2 separate regions of the Homo sapiens genome follow, and region 2 is linked to region 1. Evidence: chromatin contacts called from ENCODE Hi-C or POLR2A ChIA-PET data. All regions are on one chromosome and are shown on one strand. The core of a region is the stretch at or near the end of the contact, and the rest is flanking DNA. Distances in the headings are between cores, read along the strand shown. Region 1 overlaps SAMD4A (sterile alpha motif domain containing 4A). Region 2 holds the start of CGRRF1 (cell growth regulator with ring finger domain 1).

Region 1 (6,776 bases), core at 1,523-4,022:
CAGCACCTTTTACGGGGAAAATATGACACCTGGCTCTGCATTCTGTTCATTTAAGTATTTTCTTTAAACCCTGGGATTCAGATTTCTTTCCCATTTCCTTTGACCAACTTTGACTCCATCTCGATTTTATTTATTGAAATAAGAGTCAGGAAAAGATGTTTCAGAATATTTAGTACTCTTTAAGGAAAATTAACTATAACTACCTTTTTTCTGCCTTCTAATATGAGAAATAAGGGGGTTTATGGATGGAAGAAAGTCTGGGATACTGGCCCAACTATCTCCTTGGTTCATTGTTAGGTTAAATACATACCTCACTGTCAAGGAGAAAAGTGATCCACATAAGCAAATAGTCCAGATAACTGAAGCTTGAGTCTTACACCAAAACTTTATCCCAACAAACTTTAACAAAGATTTGTCAAAGATACATTGCGTATTTCTCTGCTATCTTTAAATTTACACGCTGAATGCAGTTTATGCTTTAAAAATTATTTAAAGCATAATTTTTAATAATTTATAATAAATTAAATGATTTAAAAATTATTTAAAGCATGCTTTAAAAATGTTATGAACATATATTCCTAACATTTTAGAACTGGAAGCCTTCTGAAAGAATATAATTTAGTAATGCCTAATCTGGGAGCTGTGGGTCTCTGGGTAGTAGAAAGACCCCAAAATCCCTACGTACACCAAGCCTTGTTAGTGGATGAAATACTATGTCATGGATGACTTTTCTACATATAGAGAGGGTATTGGAATTAATACAACAAATTAATATAATGTAAATTAAACCTATGCTGAGTACATAGACCTTTCGTCTTTTTTAAAAAAATCAGCAGATTTGAAATACAATTGTGGTTTTAATGGGGACCCCGATTTTTAAATATTAGCTATTAACTTACACCGTTCATGTGTACTCTTGGTCTAGCACACTCATTTGACAGAGATGATTTGTTGCTTTATGCCGTCTTTGTTGAGTGAGCCTTCAATGGGCAGTCTGGGTAGCCTCAGGAACCTGTGTGCTGTATACCTTCAATTGTTCAACTATCTCCTCAAATTCAAGCCAACCATTATTTCTTTTTGCTGTCACTATGTGTTTTGAACTATTTCCAGGCTTAGCATTTTGTTTTAGAGTCTAGAAGCTGAAGCTGCTGAAACTGTCAGAAATTTGACTTCCTTTTGAATAAGGGCATTAAATATTCCTACACTCCTAATATCATTCTCTATACCAAACCAAATTCCCTGGGTTCTCAACCCAAGGTTGGGTTCTGTGCTCTCATCATGCCCTATGAGTCCAGCCACATAGAGATGATTTGCAACTTTAATCTTTTTTCCTTCTAAGCTAGTCTCTCTTCATTTTTAATTCAAGAAGCTGCCTTTCTCATAGAAAAACATACGCTTCATTAAATTTTCAAATTTCAAGATGCTCACATGATATAATTCAATCCAAATAGCTAGCACAACTAAACCTTATAAAAATAAGTCATAGCAATTTAGGGGTTTTAAAAGGTAGAATGAGGATGCCAAGTGTTTGCACATTATTTTAAAATATCTTACAATATTCTTCTTGAATTAAGAGGTCCTGGCCAATTCCCTGTGACTCAGGTGATGTATGCTGTGTGTCCACATACTTAGGACAAAGCAGGGCAGAATTTTACTTCTATGTTGCTAATTTTACTCATCTGTTACTTTAACAATATTTTCTAGGCTCATTCCCCAAAGAAATTCAGAAGTATCACTAGAACCTTTGCTGAAAACAAAAATTTGAGGCTTCACAGCATATAATTCTTAAGTTTTGCTGCAGGAGATAGTTTGATACTTATCAAGTCTAAAGAAGAAAAAGCTCAGCCCACTGCTAGCTACAAAAAGGTGATTGTTTCAAAGGAATTGGGAAGGGTTGGGTGTTTCTGTTCATTTTGTTAGGTTTCGGCCTGCTTCTCAGGGATATTCCAGTTTCTATCCCACAAATTTTTTCGATAACACCAGTTTCAGAGCATCTAAGAACCACTAAAGGCTTTCAATTTTCAAAGAATGTTCTGCTAACACCACTTGTATAAATAATTCCAGGCATTTGCTTTAAAAAAGTCAACATTTTAAGCAAGGCTCAGTGGTGAAATGATATTACACCCTGGATTCCTCTTCTTTAGTTGGTTTTGTGGTGTCACAACCAGTAATCTGAAGCCCTGTGGTGGGAATCTTTGGAGAAGAAAAGATTAATAGTACTTCAAGAATACATTTTGAAACATACAAAACCAGAGTATTTGATCAGTGACATCATGCAAACAAACAACAAAAAAAATAACACCAGATTTGTGTAAGTGGGGTAGAAGGGAGAGGAAGAGAGGGGAATATTAATCACTAAGGTTAAAAATAACATGCTCTGTCATCACTGCTTCAGGGAATAGATTAAAAGCCAATCTGAAAGGTTAAAAGCCTCAACTCTGCATGCTTGCTCTCTGCTTCTTGACCAAAGGCTTGAAAAACCAGTGCTTAGAACATCTGGACACCAGAAGACGATTCCCCTAAACAGACTTTGGACTCCACCTCATTCCGGGGGAAGAAGAGAGAACATGCTACAAAGCAAAGATGTGGTTGGTGGACGGGATGTTCCTGACAAGCCCAAGGAGGAAGCCACACACTTTCGGTGAAAAGAAAGTGTATACTTGCCTATGCAAATCAGACCAAAGGGAGACTCTAGAAGAAGAAAAAGCTGCAAAGAACATCACAACAGGGATGACAAATACACACAGCTAACTTCCTCTTTCCCCCATGACATCTCGTTTTTATTCAGCACTGAAATGAAAGCATTCTGATGCAGGGAAAAGCACATGGGGAGGCTTTCCTAGTACCGTGAGTCCTTGTCACTGGTGTCAGCTCTTACTACTCTACAGATGGCTCAGTTTTTGGGCAGAGCAAAGATGTATGTTTCTGCCTTCACATTATCACTTAAACATTTGAGCTTTTAAGAAATAAATTAGAATGCTTCTGGCAGACTTTTATTATTGCACTAATCTTTGGTATATTTCATCTGTCCTCTTTTGTCAGCCTCTATAATGGCAAAACTGGGTGTCATCCAGTAGAAAATCTATTTTAGATAACGGCTGTTTGACTTTACATTGTCATTATTTATGAAATACCTAGACAAGAAGCCAATATGTATATACTTTAAATAGAAATCAGTAAATTTCATCCACACTTAGCTTCAAATCAAGAAATCCTAAAAGGACACTACCTCAATCCTCTCATTCCATCCTATCAAAACCAATGACAACTTCCATCAACTATGAAAGCAATTTTCCACCTTTGAAGCAAATGTGTAGGCTAATTCAAGAAACGATGGGATCAACCTGGCTATTTTGAAGTCTCCTTCATACTGGGTTAACTTCTACTTTCCTGTACTGTTTCTTTTTGTATCTACCATTATACTAAACCCTTAAGTTTGTCCATGAATTTCTATCCACATAAAATGAAGATATTTCTAGAAATGAGTTTAGACAGAACTGTAGAATTTTATTATTTCACCAAGTAGGGAAAATAATGGAGTTAAGCAAGTGGCCAGGAGTGAATTTAAGCCGATATTTCTTTTTTAATGTTCCCACGTATCTGTAAAAATGCTCCAGTCACTGTGTGTAGAGAAGCGAGATAGTAGAGAAACTCAGGAAGCTAGATGACAAAAACTTGCCTCCTACCCTTTTCTTAAAAGATAACTCTCAAATTGTAAGTGCTGTTTCATCAGCTCACATGCCTATGCAGAAAGTGCTTCTGAGGTTTATGCAATACAGCATCCATCCCGCGCTTAACGGCACCACCTAGACTGCTACTGAGTGTGGGAACCAGCAAGACCATCCAAGTTTGGAACTTCAAATAGCCAGGATTTCATGACTGAGCCACCAAGACCCTCTCAGAGCATCAGTCCCAAGGAGATGGCCAGAGTCGCTGAACAAATCATCAGGGTGTCCTTTTACACCTTGTTGCTACCAGCACTTGTCAAGAAGAGCAGTGAGTCAATTGCTTGAATGGAGGTACCAAAGGATATTTTAAAACTGTGTCTACTAACTCCTGTCTTGAGCTGAACCGCAGGCCAGGTCTTCCTTCACTGCCACTGAAGCTTAAAGGCTCCCAGATAACATGGAACAGTGGCTCTCACTGATCAGGTAAGGACAGGCATCATCAGAGGATGCCTAAATCCTACGGCCAGCAGAGCCTTGCAGCCACATGCATGACTAGGATTTCTCTGAGTATGAAACCCTAAACTCTGCCTTGATCAAACAGTATTTTTTTCTTTTCTTTCTAGTTTCAGGAGAAGGGCTGTAAATAATTAGAAATGTATTATGTAGCCCTGACTAATTCTTAACTTAGCTCCTTGATAAAAGGAGGAGAACAGCAGATTCTCAGCATGGCAGTGAGGAGGGCAATTTACTGATTAGGGAATTGGTTCTTGTTTTCATTAAAGCATTCAATCTACATGTCAAATGCAACAATACACATAAATGACCATTCAAAAAAAAAACCAGAATTTGAGTTTACACTACTAATTAGATGATTTTTTTGTTGTTAATTAGGAGAAATTGGATGGTTTAGGCTCTCCTGGCTCCTTAATTATATTTGATTGAATCGCCATGTGATTCAGACAAGCTCTGGAGGCTCCACAACACCCCAATTCCCACTTTCACTTCACCTTCAGCCTCTTACCAAATTCTAAACCATCACAACCTTACCCTGTGGGTGTTGGAACATGGTGAGATTGGTACTGTGTTTGTAAAATTGATTTACTGTGGTCTGTAATTATACATAACGATTTGAATTTTTGACTTGGCACTGCATTTTTCATTTAAACCGTACCGTTCTTCTCTGCCCCAGAGAAACAGCATTTACGTAATTGCTCTCAACTCATCTACTTGGGTATTATAAATCAGTTGTGCAATAAAAGACTTCCAGAGACACAGCAAGCTCGAGGTTCCTGGCATAATTCAGCGCCCAGGACCGTTCCAGCTTAAGGACAGGAATTGAACAGCATTCATTTCTTATTGGATATGAAATGGAGAGGGCTGTCTGGAGCTACAGACCCCAGCAGCAAAAAGAACAGGCTGTGAGGGTGATCAGGAGGGCTGGGCTGAGCCCAGATGCCAGCTCAGATCCAGAGGCTGGGCTCCCTTTGCTCCTGTTTACTGCTGGTTCCCCCTCACCTGTTATACAAACTAGGTAGTGCGTGTGTGTCTGTGTGTGTGTGCGCGTGCGTGTTCATCTACATGTCTATATACCATTGACCCTCATTATTCATGGATTCTATATTTGTAAACTCACATATTGCTAAAATTCATTTGGAACCTGAGTCAATACTCGTGGCCTTTTCATGGTCATACACAGACACAAATACAGTAGCCAAAAATTCAAGTCTCCCCATGCACTTGCTCCCAGCTAAGGTGGAGCAAAGTGAAGCGCTGCTTTCTTGTTTCAGCTCTCTACTATAAACAAGTGTCCTTTTTGTGGTCTATTTAGTGCCATATTTTTCACATTGTTGTGCTTTCTGTTGACAATTTCACCATTTAAAATGGCCCCCAAGGCTGGGTGTGGTGGCTCACCCCTGTAATCCCAGCACTTTGGGAGGCCGAGGCGGGTGGATCACCTGAGGTCAGGAGTTGGACACAGACTGGCTAACATGGTGAAACCCTGTCTCTACTAAAAATACAAAAATTAGCCAGGCATGGTGTTGCATGCCTGTAATCCTAGCTACTCGGGGGGCTGAGGCAGGAGAATTGCTTGAGCCCAGGAGACAGAGGTTGCAGTAAGCCGAGATCGTGCCACTGCACTCCAGGCTGTGCAACAGAGTGAGACTCCACCTCAAAAAAAAAAAAAAAAAAAAAAAAAAAAAAAAAAAAAAAAAGGAAAAAAAGAAGGCTGTTGTGATAAGCTTCATTCAGGTATGAATTACAGTGTTCTTTGTTGTGAGTTCAACATTAATTAATCAATAATATACATTAAATAAACTATCTTTAAACAGAAACACACATAAAACAACATTATGTATTGATAAGTTGACAAAAATGTGACCGAACCTAGCCCTGTATTTTCTCTAGAAGCAATCATTCAATATTCAATAATTCAGTGTTCACAACAACTTTATAGAATGCAGTTACCCTGAATGAGTAATAGACTATCTGTACACGTAAATACAAACTCTTCACTCCACCTTCCATCTTGTGACCTACCACAGTTTTCTCCTAGACCGGTGGTTCTCAACCTTGGCTGTACACTTAACTTCCTTTGAGCCTTTTAAAAAAAAAACCCCGATGCCCAGGTCCCATTCCAGAATAAGTCACTGAGAATCCCTGCAGCAGGGTCAGAGCATTTGTACTTTTAGATGCACCTTGGTGGCTTTAATCGATAGCCAGGGTCAAGAACCACTGCACTGGGCTGCCTTCCTGCCTCAGTACTTTCCCCCAAACTTTGTCCCACATCTTGGACAGTCCAAACCTCCCTAGATTGGCTGTTGCTTCTGCTGGTCTTAATAAGATGCCTCAAAAGAATGAGCATCTTGTTTTGTTTTCATGGGGCTTTTAAAAGACAAAATTCATACCCTCACTTTTCCCATCAATGATTATCTTATTTGCTTTGGATTCCCATGCAAAATTCTGTTCAGGTTCTTTAGCTCAGGGTTGATCACTCTTGCACTGCTCTCTAGATAAAGTAAATGATATTTTGAACCAGGGTTCCAATCCAAATGATACCTGGGCAGGAATTCCTAAAGACTCCCCAGAAAAATATTTTGACTCCTGGGC
Region 2 (6,217 bases), core at 3,683-6,182, 220 kb after region 1:
GGAAATTATTTTAAATTATGACCTGAATAAAAATGAAGACATATGTGTCAAAATGTGGGGGAATGCTGATAAAGCAGTACTTACAAGGAAATTAGAAGGCACTCAACATTTCTGTTCCATCTCCTGGAAGAGAAGACCAAATACAGCATGTTCTCACTTATAAGTGGGAGCTAAATGATGAGAACTCATGAGCCCAAAGAAGGGAACAACAGATACTGGGATCCACCTGAGGGTGGAAGTTAGGAGGAAGAACAGGAGCAGAAAAGATAACTATTGAGTACTGGGATTAATACCTGGGTGATGAAATAATCTGTACAACAAACCCATGACACGAGTTTACCTATGTAACAAACCTTCACATGTACCTCTGAACCTAAATGTTTAAAAACAACAACAACAGAAATCTCAACGTTATAAAATACAGGCCACCAATGAGTCCAAGTTTCCATCAAACAAACAAGTATGAGTTAACGCTTTAGATGCAGAATTTCTTGAGAATATACCCAGATGAATAAATATGATCTGATCTAGTGTTACATTCTATTCTCCGGCTTACAATCCATCCTCACATATATTCCTCAGGATTCCACAGATATAAATTAGCAAAATTTTGCAATTCTTTTCAAGGACAGACTATTTCTAGTCAGATCAGATTTTGTCCCTATACTAGGCAACATGCAGAGATCTGGGCCTCATGACAAGATAATAGAGGTAGCTCTTAAGTGTGGATAGCCCTTTGCAAAGAAACTACCCTAGGTGAGGTTATTACAGGATCTTCAAGCAAGAGAAGGCTAATTTTCAAAAGTAAGCAGCTTCTGTCAACAATGGAGGCTCAGAGTGACTGGAGTTTTTTTCAAGATTCTCAGCTCTGTCCATGTCTACCTAGATGTCCCCATTCCAAGTCTCAGGGTTCTACTTCTTTCCAAACAATATTCTAAATGAGACACTGACAAAGGCTAGGTAATTCTATTACTATCGCAGTTAAAACTGTGTTCAGGCACCTGCCACCATGCCTGGCTAATTTTTCTATTTTTTGTAGAGACCGAGTTTTGCCATATTTCCCATGTTGGTCTTGAACTTCTGGGCTCAAACAGTCTTCCTGCCTCAGCCTCCCAAAGTGCTGGAATTATAGGCAGTGAGCCAAAATCATGCCACTGCACTCCAGCTCGGACAACAGAGCAAGACTCTGTCTCAAAAATAACATAACATAACATAACATTACATAACATAACATAACATAACATAACATAACATAACATAACATAACATAAAACTGTGTCCAATTTTTAGCAAGTCTTTCCGTGGCTACACAAAATGAAGTGCTTTAGAACCATGGAAACTTTTTGATTCTCTAAGACTTGACCGATCTAACGCTTTGAAGACCTGAGTTTGTCATTTGCTTTCTGTCAGTGCTCCAGTGAACAAAGAAGCACCTATCTCACTTCTCACTTCTCCCTCAGTCCCTGTAGTCATCATTACTGCCATTAACAGTCAAGCGCTTTAGCCACTTGGTCCTCCAGCACACAGCTTCAGAAATAATTTTATCACAATCAACCAAATGTATCAATTTGATTGTGATGCCACTACATGTTGTGGGTTACTAGATTATTTCCCATTGGCAAAGAGCTAAAGAAATTACCAAACCGATGCCCCCAAATTCTATCTTTGAAAGTTTTCTCACCAGGATCCCATTCTTAGTGACAATTTCTTTATCAGTCAGGGTCCAGGCAGGAGTCTGAAAATGCATCCGTTATTTTAACAGAGAGATTGGACTTGATTTTTAAAGTTGTCAGCATCAACATCAAGAGAAATTTTCATATGAAAAATGTTAACCATATGTTGAAGAACTGAAAAGGCAAAAAGAGGACACTGAGTCCTACTTATGTGATAAGAAGTAGTAACAGCAGGAAGCAGCTATCACTCCTAGGACAAGGGAACAGAGAAAAGAGAATAAAGAGAATTTACTATAGTTTAGAAATGTGGAGGAGAGACTCTATGGAGCTCAGGACTCAGATCTGAGGAAAGGATACTGGTATCTTTAAGGAAGTGCATAAGGCTGATTCTAGCAGAGTAGGAAAGCATAAACTGGAACAAGTGGGACCAACTATTAATGCCAGAGTGAGGCACTATTGTGGCAAGTGACAGACAAGAAAAGGAATCAACAGGAAGCAGCAAGTCCCTTCATCCTCTTCCAGCTTTCCAGTCTCCCTCCCTTGTTGGCAAAGCCCAATGGGCAGTCAGCTTGCAAAGAAGAAATGTAGTTTAGAGTTCTGCCCTAGATTCACAAAGCAGAGGGTGGTATGAAGTTGAGGTCAACAGCTTAATAAACTGTGGTCAAGAGGAGGCCGGGAATAGCTACTGGAGTCATGGTCCCTGATTATTTGAAACTGTTAAAGGATGTAAATGGACTTTTGGGCTTCTTTGTGCTCAGTGCCTGCAGAAAGCTATCAGAGATCACAGAAACCACCACATGGTGAAAGAAAAATACTATATTTCCAGTTGCATGCTTCTTTGCTATTGCTATTGGGATTCCAATAATCATATGCTCCTGTTTTTTCTCCACTCCCACACAGTGCAGGCAGACATGGCAAACAGTGGAAAGAAGCAAATAGTGAAAAACTCAGAGAAGTACCAAGGGAAAAACCATGACAGAAAACACATGAACAGTAGAGATGGTATTATGGGAGGTTAAAACAAAACAAAACAATGACAAGGGTGAAAAACATGCGTATTAACTAGTTTACCCTTCTGACTGGGGTACTATTGGTACTATTAGAAAGATGTTTTTATGCGATTTAGATGGTGTCCAAGTTTTCATCATTTCTAGTCAATAAATACATGGCCTTGGCTTAAGTTTGCAAATAAACATAGTAAAAAGTTTATCTACGTGGGCAAAACTAACTCGGATGGAGAGAATGGTTGGGTTAGGCACAAGATGACTGGTTAGGCCTAAATTAGGATGGAAGTGACTGGATTTACATGGTCTTGTGGCCTCAGCAGTGCTTAGCCCAGACTTCCAAACGTTCTATAATTACATGGGCTTCCACTCTTGTAAAAAGTCTTACCTAAATGGGGTGATTTGGCAATTATTAAATTTTCAAACCAAGTCTTAAAGCTGGCAGAGCCAGGATTTGAACCTATGTCTGACTGACTCCAAAGTCTGTCTGTTAACCACTACAAACATGAGGCTCCTGACTACCCTCTTCCCAATACTAAAGATTGATATCTAAGATATCTAATTAGTTGGCCTATTTAAAATAAAAATTAAAGCACATAAGGCAATTATCAACTAGTTACTATTTTCCTTAGTGGAGGAAAATTATGCTTCATTAAGAGAATAACACTAACATTATAGTCATTTAAAAATCTTGTGTTAAGACTGCTTTTCTCACATGGGCAACACCTTCCTCATTCCAATTACAAACTTTTGTGTAATGAACATTAGCAATAAAATCTGATGGGTCAAGAATAACCAATTGTGTAAGATTGGTCTTTGTTTTCCAATCTTACCCCCACAAATAAGGAATTTGTATTTCCAATCCTCACCCACATACAAGGCAAGGAATTCTATGCTCTATTGCTGGTAGGGTGAGGAGCAGTGTGGACAGGTTAAAACTTTTGTCACTTCCTAAAGATGGCATATATTTTCAGAAACCGACAAGGGCCCGTGTTCTTTAAGGCAATCACATATATGTGACCAAAGGCTATTTTAAAACTCGTTTTACGTAGCCTTCTTTATTCACTAACATGTTCTCTGCCCCTATGCTCATGCTGTCTTCTCTGAGATGCTTTTTCTTCCCTACTATATACATTTAACTCCATTTATTTTTCAAAATGCTCATTCTCCAAAATCCAGCTCATGTCCCTCTTCAACAGAGTCCCCTCTGACCTCTTCAGACCATGGCTGTTATCCACTTAGAACTGCTGTTTGATCTTTTTGTAACTATTATCATCTCAAAGGGATTTTGGAGGCTGCAGCCTAGAAAAACTGTTGTGGGCTAGTTACACGGTTTCAACTCGTTATTTACAAGGCTTGTCTAAACATGATACAATAGCATCTCCTCAAGAGAGAAATTGAACCTCTAGGCTAGAAGAATTGCTCAGCGGTTATCTAACAGACCATTCTCCTTGTCTCCAATAGGCAACTGTCCTACCCTCGGTGTTACATATTTCTAAGGTCTCTTCCAGCTCTAAAATTATGATTTTACAATTCTATCGACTAAATATTACTTCAAAAGGTGTGGAATGTATACAGAAACCATTAAATTCTCAAACGGTAACAGTTCAGTTACAAGTTACTCTGAAAGATCTGAGGCTAAGGGCTCCATTCAGGTCAGAATCACAACTGTTAACCTCGCTTACTGTCCAGTCTGTGCACTGTAGCACAGGTGACTAACTCATCCAGGACACACAGTAGGCCCGAATCCGGGACAGAAGCCTACTAGAGAAGCACTTTCTCCCAACACCAAGCCCAAGCCCAAGCCCTTCCTGGCTGCTTTATCGCCTAGAAACAAAGCTGAGTAAAACACCCCAATGCGGTACCACCCCAAGATGCCCCAGCGACACGGACCAAACGGTGATGCAGGGCAGTGACGCAGGTGCAGCGTCCACCTTGTTTTCCTCCCAGAGAAAGTCGGAGTTCTAGGCACCCGGGGACACCGAATCCCCGACGTCCTCCGGCCCGCGGCCCTCCGGCTCCGGTGCCCCCTGCTGCTCGTCGCGACCCCACTCTGGCGGTATCCGCCCCTTCGTCTCTCACCCCTGGGACACTTACCATCCCAATACCAGGCCGGTGGTCACGATGAAGCAGGTAAAGACCACCGCGATGTAGAAAAGCGGCGAGTATTCATAAAGCGTTACCAGAAACACCGCAGCCATCAGGGTCTTGCTCTGGGTAGAGCCCGGCTCCAGCCGCGGAGCCCAGCCCAGCCCGGCTGAGCCCCGCCCGCCCGGCCAGGGTAAAAGCCACTACAGTGCCCCGGAGCGGACAAACTTTGTAGGTCCGCACTTGCCTGGGGTTCTCATGAGCTAGACTTTAGGGCAGCCTCGCGGACAGCGGGAGCTGGCGTGCCAATCACGGCGCCCCCTGCCGGACACGCCACGCCCCTCCCGCTCCCGTCCCGAGCTATTGGCTACGCAGACCTGGGATGGGGGGGGCCCGACTCGCACCGCCCCCGACTCCCAGGATTGGTACCCAGCGGGCGTCTTAAGCGCTGTGGCCCAGTGGTCATTGCTGTTCCGCCGGCAAATTCTAAGTAGACTTTGGGGCCAACTCTGTGCCAGCCTTAGGCAATGTAGGTTTTCTGATGTCAGAGAGAGGCGCAGTCTGAAATCTACGTGCATCGTTTCTAAATCCTGAAACCCTGCCTATTATATCTTAGGCAAATTTGGGAGAGGGTGGAGGAGGAGGAGGAGGAGGGCGGGCATCTTGGATTCTACAAAATGAAATAACCATAAGCACAGTGAAAACACAAAAAAAGGAGTCTCTACCACAAGCAATTTATACGAGACTTGTCAGCCTTTTCAGATTGGACTTAATCATAGAGGAAAATCAGCATTGCTTATCCAAGATTCTCTTAGAAATAAAGCATCCGCTTCCTCCCACATCCCCCTCCTTTTCTCCTCTTCTTGTACTCCTCAAATTAGAATTAGCCAAACATTTGAAACTGTATTTGTTTCCACTTTAAGAATAATTTTTAAAAAACTTTTTAAATCACACAGAAGCTTTTTAAAAATTACTGAAAGTAGCTAAATGGTCACTCCCTTGTCTCAACCCTGTGAGTCAGCTCCATCAAGGTGGCCTCCCTGAAAGTCTTTCATAACAGTTCATTGACACCTCGTTGGTTTGCATTTACTCCTAAAGCCACATCTAGCCACATCAGAGAATGGGGATATGTAGTCTTATTATTCGTGAGCAGCAACACACCCTGGTACAAATCAAGAGTTTTGTTACTGAGGAGGAAAGAGAATGGACATTGGGATAGTTAACTAGTAGCCTCTGTCACACTCCTAAATCACCAGTAAAATTCGTGTTGAGAAAGATGAACTAAGTTTGTCCTATGGCCTCACATATTCCTTGGCAAATGAGCACGTAGTCTCTGGAGCAGCACTGTTTGAGAAGCTTGCTTCTACAACACAATTTTTAATTACTATATATCTGATTTGTGAAAATATATACTTTAATCAGCCCTCAACTGTTGGAGAATTTTTCATTGCT

The links. A loop is a pair of places that touch in the nucleus more often than their neighbours do. ChIA-PET counts read pairs that join two places held with the same protein, here RNA polymerase II (POLR2A). Pooled maps may share reads with other maps.
Region 2: a loop to region 1 is called in a map with no recorded cell type, with 6 times the contacts of the local background. The contact joins the promoter of CGRRF1 here to the enhancer-like site in region 1. A Hi-C loop is called at or near these places in 4 of 37 single-sample maps with no recorded cell type and 9 of 50 pooled maps. POLR2A ChIA-PET finds 5 or more read pairs at or near these places in 1 of 52 experiments (activated T-cell).

What each region holds. Positions count from the first base shown.
Region 1 is chr14:54,726,272-54,733,047 of GRCh38, reverse strand. The region is part of intron 3 of SAMD4A (sterile alpha motif domain containing 4A); the gene reads right to left. Among named protein-coding and RNA genes, the nearest start is that of SAMD4A-AS1, 42 kb to the right of the region's middle. RefSeq lists enhancers at 2,297-2,376, 2,477-2,596 and a silencer at 2,383-2,677. Within about 2 kb of position 2,772, at least 11 of the 41 ENCODE cell types and tissues checked have a DNase peak (open chromatin) inside an H3K27ac peak, as active enhancers do.
Region 2 is chr14:54,508,621-54,514,837 of GRCh38, reverse strand. CGRRF1 (cell growth regulator with ring finger domain 1) reads right to left here and starts at 4,932. Exons shown (of 6, transcript NM_006568.3): 1 at 4,775-4,932. The coding sequence starts at 4,878. RefSeq lists an enhancer at 4,452-4,681 and silencers at 4,857-5,042, 4,842-5,271.